Linked DNA regions of Homo sapiens: region 2 is linked to region 1. A link is a contact called in ENCODE Hi-C or POLR2A ChIA-PET data. All regions are on one chromosome and are shown on one strand. Each heading gives the region's core, a stretch centred on a gene start or an enhancer-like site at or near the end of the contact. The rest is flanking DNA. Distances are from core to core; before and after follow the strand shown.

Evidence for each region. Hi-C counts contacts between places; a loop is a spot of excess contacts on that map. ChIA-PET counts read pairs that join two places held with the same protein, here RNA polymerase II (POLR2A). Pooled maps may share reads with other maps.
Region 2: a pooled map shows a loop between it and region 1 (3-fold over the local background). The contact joins the enhancer-like site here to the promoter of RC3H1 in region 1. A Hi-C loop is called at or near these places in 9 of 50 pooled maps. POLR2A ChIA-PET finds 5 or more read pairs at or near these places in 2 of 52 experiments (CD4-positive, alpha-beta memory T cell and activated B cell).

What each region holds. Positions count from the first base shown.
Region 1 is chr1:174,019,920-174,025,043 of GRCh38, reverse strand. RC3H1 (ring finger and CCCH-type domains 1) reads left to right here and starts at 2,687. Exons shown (of 20, transcript NM_172071.4): 1 at 2,687-2,948. RC3H1-DT (RC3H1 divergent transcript) reads right to left here and starts at 2,561. Exons shown (of 2, transcript NR_187284.1): 1 at 2,404-2,561; 2 at 1,854-2,261. RefSeq lists silencers at 2,452-2,701, 2,812-3,131 and enhancers at 3,338-3,877, 3,942-4,061.
Region 2 is chr1:174,787,495-174,792,618 of GRCh38, reverse strand. The region is part of intron 18 of RABGAP1L (RAB GTPase activating protein 1 like); the gene reads right to left. Among named protein-coding and RNA genes, the nearest start is that of RABGAP1L-AS1, 160 kb to the left of the region's middle. RefSeq lists an enhancer at 3,065-3,124. Within about 2 kb of position 3,043, at least 3 of the 41 ENCODE cell types and tissues checked have a DNase peak (open chromatin) inside an H3K27ac peak, as active enhancers do.

The sequences.
Region 1 (5,124 bases), core at 1,438-3,937:
CCATGCCCAGCTAATTTTTGGTGTTTTTTTTGAGACGGAGTTTCATTCTTGTTGCCCAGGCTGGAGTGCAATGGCACGATCTCGGCTCACTGCAACCTCCGCCTCCCAGGTTCAAAGGATTCTCCTGCCTCAGCCTCCCTAGTAGATGGGATTACAGGTGCCTGCCACCACGCCCAGCTAATTTTTTTGTATTTTTAGTAGAGACGGGGTTTCACCATGTTGGCCAAGCTGGTCTTGAACTCCTGACCTTAGGAGAGCCACCCTCCTCAGCCTCCCAAAGTGCTGGGATTACAGGCGTGGGCCACAATGCTCTGCCAAGACCGAGTCTTGCTGTCATCCAGGCTGGAGTGCAGTGGTACAATCTTGGCTCACTGCAGCCTCTGCCTCTCAGGTTCAAGTGATTCTCCTGCCTCTGTCTCCTGAGTAGCTGGGACTATAGGCGCGCGCCACCACGCCGGGCTTTTTGTATTTTTGGTAGAGACGGGGTTTCACCATGTTGGCCAGAATAGTCTGCATCTCCTGACCTCGTGATCTGCCTGCCTCGGCCTCCCAAAGTGCTGGGATTACAAGCGTGAGCCACCGCTCCCGGCCTTATCCCCTGTATCTTACACTTCTAGTCTGACTGGGGAGTTGAAAACATATGACTTCTCACAGATTAGTTTTTTATTTTTTATTGTAAGCATAAGTGTTTTCTTCAAAGCTGCTCTTCTTTTTCTGTCAAATGCATCTTTATATCACTAAAATGAATTTGGGTTTGGGGAAGCGCCGCCATTTTTAACTTTTTTTTTTTTTTTTTTTTTTTTTTTGAGACAGAGTTTAGCTCTTTTTGCCCAGACTGGAGTGCAATGGCGTGATCTCGGCTCACTACAACCTCCACCTCCCAGGTTCAAGTGATTCTCCTGCCTCAGCCTCCCGAGTAGCTAGGACTATAGGTGCACGCCACCACACCTGGCTAATTTTTGTATTTTTAGTAGAGATGGGGTTTCTCCACGTTGGTCAGGCTCCGGACCTCAGGTGATCCGCCCCCCTCAGCCTCCTAAAATGTTGGGATTACAGGCGTGAGCCACTGCATCTATCTGTCCTTTAACGTATTTTTAATTGAAATATTGACGAGATAAAAATAAACAACGTAAAAATCATACTGCTTAAGGGAACCTTTAAGGAGCCTTACCAACTGTGGTATAACTATTAATAGTTCAAAGAAATTACATTATCTAGGTTACTTGCAATGGAAGTTGAGTTACTCGCTTCACCTAAACAAGGAAGTTGGCATGTTTGCCTAGCAACAGTCGCTAAAACCTTCTGTTGTGGAAGGTTCCCTAGGAGTGAGAAGAAGGGAGGAGGAGGAAAAGCAGGAGGAGCAGATTAATCTGTTTTTCCTAGCAGGGTACAGAGGCCTGGTCTGAGAAGGGAAAGGCTTTAAGAGATCCCTTTAGATTGGCACATGCTAACCTAAATCCCCCTGTGGTAGCTAGAAATTCACTCTCTGTAGGACTGGGGTTACTATTTAGTAGGCTGAAAAGACGATTACAGATTAAACCCAGTTCAGAGGCAGCAAATTCCAATCAGTGGAAAGACAACAATAGGTCTTCTAAACAGAAGCTGAGATCTCAGTAGCAGGAGGGTGCTAACAACTAAAAAGAATTCTTCTCTGCCAAGAGTTTAGGAAGGTGTGTGATATTTCTTAAAAATAATACAAAAACACTATCTGTGATAGCGATTCCAATGTATCAAGTTAAAGGCAGAAGTGCTTCTCTTGGGGTACTGTGATGTAAACAGTGAAGAAAGGACAGAAAAACATAATCTCTGCTCTCTTGGTCAAATCCTGAAGCAAAAAAGGTGATAGCGCCGAGTAGAGGTATTAAATGGTTGTTTATTTGGGGACTCTCTCTCTCCTCTATTCTAGATGATTTATTTTGAAATTAGTACTGTATGGTGTTACAATAATCCCATTTCTTCCCCTTCTCAAAAGCGAGGGTTTGGCTAAAATGAATTGTCTGAAGGGACCTCCCATTCCCCAAAACCAAAACGGCACCTTTTCCACAAGGGACAAGAAACTTTTAAAGAGTCGCAAGGTTAGATTTCAGGAGCCCTTCTATGGGCCATATCTTTTCCTGTCGTCCCCAAATAGCTCTTATTGTTCACACAGCCCAGGAGAGACGTTTTGGAGTAGCGTGTCCGGGCCTTTTGGGCTGTTTCACAGCCTTAGGAGGCTGAACTCCCAGAGGGGTGACGAGGACAAAGCTGATGAGATCCAGAACCTGGATAATATGGAAGAAGAAAAATGGGGTGGGGGACAAGACGTGAAAAAGAAACAAGAGTTGGGGGACAACGGCTGAGAAAGCCGAAAGAGTAGACGTAGTGTGGGGTTCGATGGAAACGAAAGAAATTCCCCCAATTTACTCTCGCCATCTGGCCACTGGCCCGCTGAGCCCAAAGGCGCCGGTGCGGGAGGGCAGACCGGACCGAGGGACCGGTTCATCTGCTCAGGGCGTGTGAGACTTTCGGTCGCGGCGGAGAGCGTCGCCGGTCTCCCTCCGGGCGTTGGTGGCCGGTGACTCAGAGCTTTGCTCCCGCGCCCGCCCCTCCCCTCCGCCCGCCCCGCCTCCTGAGGGAGGATCCTCGCCCTCGTCTCCGCCCCAGTCTCCGGGGCGGGCCGGAGCCTGAGGAAGAGGAAGGGGACGAGGACAACGAGCGACTGGGCGGCGGAGGACGAGGAGGAGGAAGAGGAGGCCGAGCAACAAGATGGCCCCTGCTGCAGGAGCAGCCTCAGCAGCAGCAGGTGGGAGGCCGGAGGCGGTGCTGGCGGTGGCGGCGGCAGCCGTGGCCCGGCGGCCTGGGACAGAATCAGAGTCAACGGTGGCCTCGGCGGCGGCGGCGGCTGCCGCGGCGGTGGCGACGGCCGCGGGGACTCGGAGCTGAGAGGAGCTGCTGCTCGGACCAGCGCGGTGAGCGAGCGGCGGGCGGCGACTTGGGGAGCGGGGCTGCCGCGGCCGGGGCCTCAGTCGGGAACAATAGGCAGCTGTGGTCGGGAAGGGTTTGTCCTCGCCCGCCCTCTGCTCCTCCGCGGCAGCGGCAGCCCGGCCGGCCCCAGGCTCCTCAGGGCCCCCGCCGGCTGTTCTGGGGCTTGTCAGTGGCCGGCGTCCTTTAGGCCTCAGGCCTCTGCATGCCGCCTGTAGGGCCTGTCGGGGTAGGTAGGCCGAGAGGAGGACGAAGGGAGGCTCGGACGAGAGGGAGGGGGCGAAAGGGCTACCTGGCTCCTGTGGTACTCCCAGGGCCTGGGCCAGGCGGGGAATGCGCACGGGAACTGCTTTTTGGACCCCTAGTCTGTGGGGGTGGGGGAGGGCGAAGGCGTCTGTAAACAGGCGCCGCCTCGGCCTCCCAGCACCTCAGGGCTGCTTCCTCCCCCAGCCCCTGAAGCGCTCCCCTTCTTTGGCCAAGTGGATTTCACGGTGTCTGTTTCCCTGAAGTCCCTGGAGATCTAGCCTGGTAGTCTTCTCCCTGCTGGCGATGGGAAAATTGTGTGTGTGCAGGTGTCTTTAAAAAAAAAAAACAAAAAACTTAAATGCAACAAAAACATATAAAATGTGGTTATCGGTAAAGGATGGAGTGGTAAGGGATGCGCCTCTCTAAACATCTCTAAGTATCAGTTCTATAAACATCAGTTATGCCCGCATCCCAGGTGAGAGTGGATTGAAACAAGGGCTCTTTTGGAACAGTAATAACACAACTCTTGACATACCAGAATAGCCTATGAAACTGGAAACAAACACTGGCAACGCGGAGACAAACTGTAATGTTTAAAGAGGACTTTTATTCCAGCTAGGCGTTTTGAATTACTAACATGCAGTATAAGAAGCAACATTAACTAGCATAAAGTGGACCTCAGGAAGCACTTCGAAAGGAGACAGGTGGTTCATCTCCGGCCATAGAGCTTCTTGTGCCTTGTCTCGTGTTTCAGTAATTTTTCCTGAAATTGTTCAAGACCAGTCTTTTCTCTGAGTTTGAAATTTGATTTCGTTTTTGTTTTGTTTTGCGACGGAGTCTTGCTCTGTCACCCAGGCTGGATTGCAGTGGCACAATCTCGGCTCACTACAGCCTCCACCTCCCGGATTCAAGCGATTCTCCTGCCTCACCATCCGGAGTAGCTGGGATTACAGGCGCCCGCCACCATGCCCGGCTGATTTTTGTATTTTTAGTAGAGACGGGGTTTCACCATGTTGGCCAGGCTGGTCTGGAACTCCTGACCTCAAGTCATCTGCCCTCCTCCGCCTCCCAAAGTGCTTGGATTACAGGCGTGAGCCACCTCGCTCAGCCTTAAACTTAATTTTTCAAGGCTTCTACCACATTTTCTTACAAGTGAGGGAAAAGGTAGATTTATTTCTAAAGTACTTTCTACCTAGGTATGCAGAAATTTATATTAAAATCGCTTGGATACATCCAAGGAGATTGCTTTTCACTTGTTAACATTCAACTGCAAGGCCTAAGGGTTATAGGTTGTGTTCTTTTCAGCACTGACCTGTGCTGAAAAGATGCCAGTTAATATCTTTCACCTCTTCTAAGGGTAAATTTCTAAGTAGAATTGGTCCAAGTCTGTTCTAATTAAAAACATTATAAGCAGCACTAGTCTAGTTCTTAGTTCTTCCACAACAATTGACACTGAATAGATTAGCAATTGAATAAACATAAAGGTTGAATTTTCTTGTTTAGGATTTGAAGTATAGTGAATGAATATCAATACTGACCTTCATTTTATGCTTAGCATAAATAATGTTGGAGATGTTTTGATTTTTTGAATGATGGAGAAATAACAACTTTCTATGGCTCCTGATGTTGTGACTTTTTTGCAGATATTTCAGAAAGGACACCGTTTTTCAGGTGCTCAAATCTGTGATTTTTTTTTTTTTTCTGTGCTAATTTTGTTAGGTCAGCACAGATTCCAAGTAAAGTCTGTGTTATAATGATACTTAAATTTATGTATGGCCCTAAACCTATTAGAACAATTGTAGTAATTTATAGGTTGTAAGTTTTAAGTGGTTCATGTGCTGTGTTATGAAAACAATCTCACCGTGTTATGTCAAGGGCAGATTTACCTCATATTTAATATCATTTTCCTGAAAATAA
Region 2 (5,124 bases), core at 1,794-4,293, 770 kb before region 1:
GAAACCATTATCACTATCAGTGCCGTAAACTTATCCATCATCTCTAAAAATTTCCTCCTGTTCCCTTTGTTTTGTTTTTCCTTTTGTGGTTAGAGCACTTCCTATAAGAGTCACCTCAATTAAATATTTTACAGCAACACAGACTAAGTCTACTTCTTTTTTTCCACGTGACGTTAATTAAAATATTCAAAGACAGTCTTAATTTTCTTTTCTCTAAGCTAATCATCCCTGCTGCAAACTGGGTCTCCTATGAGGTGGTTTCTGGACCATTCTAGACTATTCACAATCATGCTTGCTACTTCAAGAACACACTTTGGACAGTATCTCTCATAGGGCTGCCCAAACTGAAACAGATACTCTAGATATAACAGAATAATAAAGTAATGAAACCTTGTTGGACCCTAGAAAACACCAAGGTCTAACATGTTTATCCTGTTGAAAAGACTGAGGCAGTAGATAAGTGACTGCTCATCATCATAAAACTTGTCAGAGGCAGAGTCAGGAAGCCAAGATATTCAGAGCACAGATGCACGGCAGGGAACCTAGCATTTCCTGCACTGTAATCTGGTCTTTCAAGTAATGTATCCCATAAAGAACCTATCTTATTAGAAAGATTATGCTTCACCACTTTATTCCACGTGGAACTGGTCAGGAACCTGAGCCTGCCATCTGGTAAGAAAGAATCTAAGATTCTTAGGTTGAGTTGAGAAGGGGTATCCACAAGTCTGCCCTGAGAACTGTCACTTCTAAACACACAGTTGTTATAATAAAGCACATCTGCCTTCTCAATTTTTAACTGATAAGCACTTTCTTTTCCAGATGAACAGTTCAAGGAGCTACATCCTTGGCAGCTCAGCCACAGCGTCTCTGTAAGAGCTGCTTTCTTGAAGCCATGTTAGTGGCACAGGCTTGAAAATGGAATGCTATCTCAGTTCGTTCATCCCCTTTCCTGGACAGTGTGGATAAAGCTCATATTTATTTTCAAGCTTAAGCAGAAGGTATAAACATATGTTAGCAGAAGCCTGTTTTTAAATTTTGAATTGATCAGATTAAAATTATCGTGTATAGAATCTAGACTATTCCCTGATCCTCTCAAGCTAGACCAGCATTTTTTTATCTTTATGTGTGTGTATTGTCATTGCTGTTAAAAAATAATGAGGTGTTGTACTCATCCTAGTAAGTTGTGAATTGTCTCTACCTTCTTCCTATGGTCCATCTCCAATTCCCTATTAAATTTGCAATCTCTAACATCTTCATCTTCATATTACATAGAATGTTAGGTATATGTTTAACAGCTGTCACTGTAAAAAATAATATTTTCAATGGAGGAGTTATATGGGCCAACCCATGTATTAGCAAGTGAATTTATTTCTACAAAATTAATATGTCAAGATAGGGACATTCATTTTTTTTTCTTTTTTTTTTTTTGAGATGGAGTCTCTCTTCTTCACCCAGGCTGGAGTGCAATGGCACGATCTTGGCTCACTGCAACCTCTGCCTCCTGGGTTCAAGCAATTCTCCTGTCTCAGCCTCCCAAGTAGCTGAGATTACAGGCACGTGCCAGCACGCCAGGCTAATTTTTGTATTTTTAGTAGAGACGGGGTTTCACCATGTTGGCCAGGCTGGTCTCGAACTCCTGACCTCAAGTGATCCACCCACCTCAGCCTCCCAAAGTGCTGGGATTACAGGTGTAAGCCACCACGCTCAGCCTCATTTTTTTTTTCTTGAAATGGACAAGTCCATGTTGTGAAACAAAGGTGGTAATAGATTGCACAGCCTCCTCCCACTCTAGCTCTCCCACCATACATAAACACATACCCCCCGCCCCCTGCCCACACACACACACACACACTCATGGCTTCAAATAGATGCAGCAGAATTTCAGAAGGGCCTCTGCACCGTTTTTGCCGCCAATCTTCATATGGCTAGCTCTACTGCATCATTCAATTCCAATGTCATTTTGCTCACAGAGGCTTTCTCTTTTCTTTTTTTTTTTCACTTTTGTCGCCCAGGCTAGAGTGCAATAGCGCAATCTTGGCTCACTGCAACCTCTGCCTCCTGGGTTCAAGCGATTCTCCTGACTCCGCCTACTGAGTAGCTAGGATTACTGGCATTCAAAAATAGCCAGCCATCATGCCTGGCTAATTTTGTATTTTTAGTAGAGACGGGGTTTCACCATGTTGGTCAGGCTGGTCTCGAACTCCTGACCTCAGGTGATCTACCCACCTTGGCCTCCCAAAGTGCTAGGATTACAGGCATTAGCCACCGTGCCCGGCCCAGAGGCCTTCTCTCTTACTATCTTTATCTAATGAAGGGCAGTAAAAAATTTGTATTATTTCTTTTATGACATTTATCACCACTTGAAATTGTTTTCTTACTTCTTTGTTACGTATTCTCTTTTTTTTTTTTGAGACAAAGTCTTGCTCTGTCTCCCAGACTGGAATGCAGTGGCATGATCTCGGCTCACTGCAACCTCTGCTTCCCAGGTTTCAGTTATCCTCGTGTCTCAGCCTCCTGTGCAGCTGGAACCACAGGTGTGAGCCACCACAGCCAGCTAATTTTTTTGTATTTTTAGTAGAGATGGGGTTTCACTATGTTGGCCAGGCTGGTCTTGAACTCCTGGCCTCCAGTGCTCTGCACACCTCAGCCTCCCAAAGTGCCAAGATTACTGTCATGAGCCACCACACCTGGCCAGTTATGTATTATCTCTGTATCCAATTAGAAAATATCAGGGCAGGCTTACAGTGGAGAAGAGCAAGAGATTCAAAAAATGTTAATTGGCAAGGGTATTGAGAGGAAAACAAACACAAAATAAGATCCTTGTCTCAGCTTCTTCTATTAATTCATTCATTTTCACTTTGAAATATTATAATTTTACAGGGCCTTAGAACCTCTGTTTCCTTTAGCAACCAAGAGTCAACCACAGTGACCCCTTGACACATTTACAGATTTAACATTTATTGTTTCTGTTCTCCCCAGGAGACCCCACAGAGACACAACACAGTAACTTGTGGGTTTGCTGAGCAATGAACTGAGTCACTCCCATGTAGCAGATGCTGAGTAAATTTAGCTTACAGTCTTTGCCCTTCTCAGTTATTATACATTCTTATGACAAGGCAGTTATTTTATATCAATTTCATAAGTAAAGAAACTCTGTAAAAAAAAATCGTAGCAGTATTGAAAAATCAGGGAATGTAAGAGCATCTGAAAATATATTCTTCATGAATGTTGAGTTGTTTTAATCCCCTGAACCCATGTTTTTACATACTAAAAAAACAGACCACGGTCCAACTAAATTGGTCTACCTGGTTAATTGCAGTGATTCCTTAAGAATGCCATGATTAATACATAATATTATGCTTCCAAAAAGGCTATTACTGATCTATAACCATCATAAAGACTAGCCACAGAAAAATGCAGAGACCATTTTAGACATGCAAGTAGCTGAGTCACTGTGGTTTTTGGTAAGAGGAGAAAGGTTTCTATATTTAAAAATAAGGATATCATAATATTGGTATTTAGAGTATCCTGTGAACTTTGGATAATACATGTTATGTAACAGTCAACTACTTCAGGAAAGAGAAGAAACTTAAAAGCATAAAACAGGCTGACTGCAGTGGCTCACACCTGAACCCCCAGCACTTTGGGTGGCTGAAGAGAGAGGATGGCCTGAGCTCAGGAGTTCGAGAACAGCCTAGGCAACATGGTGAAACCCTATCTCTACTAAAAATACAAAAAAATTAGCCAGTTGTGGTGGTGCACGCCTGTGATTCCAGCTACACAGGAGGCTGAGGCACGAGGATCACTGGAACCTGGGAGATGGAGGTTCCAGTAAGCCGAGATCATGCCATTGCACTCCAGCCTGGGCAACAGAACAAGACTTCATCCCAATGTGTCCAATAGGTACATTTGAGGCCAGTAAGTACATCTGAGGCCAAATTATGATGAAAATGGAATTCCAAAAAGATGGGTACTGGACAACAAGTAGGTGAGGAATGCTACGAAGATTACCTTTTAGAAAGATTAATCTAATAGCAGAGGGCAGGACAGCTTAAGAGAGGAAGAGACTGAAGGTAGACAAGTCAGAAAGCTCTTGTAGTCAATCGAATGTGAGAAAATGAGAGCCTGGACTGGTGTGCTACGGAAATAGAGCCAAGCTTGAATATAAGAAGTACCACAAAGAAGAAATACCTCTTCAGTGTTTCTGTGTTAACTTTCTAAAGTACAGGTGGTTTGCTATGACCTCCTTTGTATAACTCACTAATACAAAACTGCCAGAGAGACAATATTCTTTACCAAGTCAGGGAATGGCACACCACAGAGGAAGCAGAATGCCTCCTGATAAATGAACACAGTGGCTCTCTCAAAGTTCCAGGTGCTGAGGCACAAAGTTGATTATAAGATCACTTGAACTGGTTACTTTCGTCGCAAGTCTAATTATTAATGAAGTTCAAACAATAATACATTAAAGCTGTACCATGCAGAAGCTGGTCTGGTATCACTATTCAATTGCTTAGGGACACCCTGGTTATCACTAAATGCCATAAGTGAGAACATGTAAGGTCTAGTAAGCTTCTTTCTCTATAAAGCACACATTTTAGCAGCTCTTTTCCTTAAAATTAAAGAGAGACCAGGACAGGGAAGTTTTTAAAAGGAAGATAAAAGAAAAGTGGAGGATAGTAATGACTCACTATTCGTTGTCTCACATATCCAACTGTACCCAAGTTCCCTACAGTACCTGGGAAATGCTGCTCAGTTTGCCCCTCTACACCCCTATTGTTGCAGCCTTGGTTAAAGAAGCCTTCATTATTTCTCCCCCAGACTATTCTAATAGTATCCTAACTATTCTCCATATGTATTACCAGTACCTTCACATTTCAGTCTTTTCGCCTCCAAATTATCTTCCTAAAACAAAACATTTGATCATGCAATTGTCTGAAAGTATCCATATCCTCTGGTCCACAGGTTCAAAGCACAAGACATCCTTCAGACAAGCTAGATCTATCCTACCTTTCCAATTGCATCTGTCACCTTGACCCCTCATGCCCAATGTCCTCATGAAACTTCTCATTATTTCCCAAATATGCTTTTTAAAAATTATGCTTTTCTTATCTACATATATTG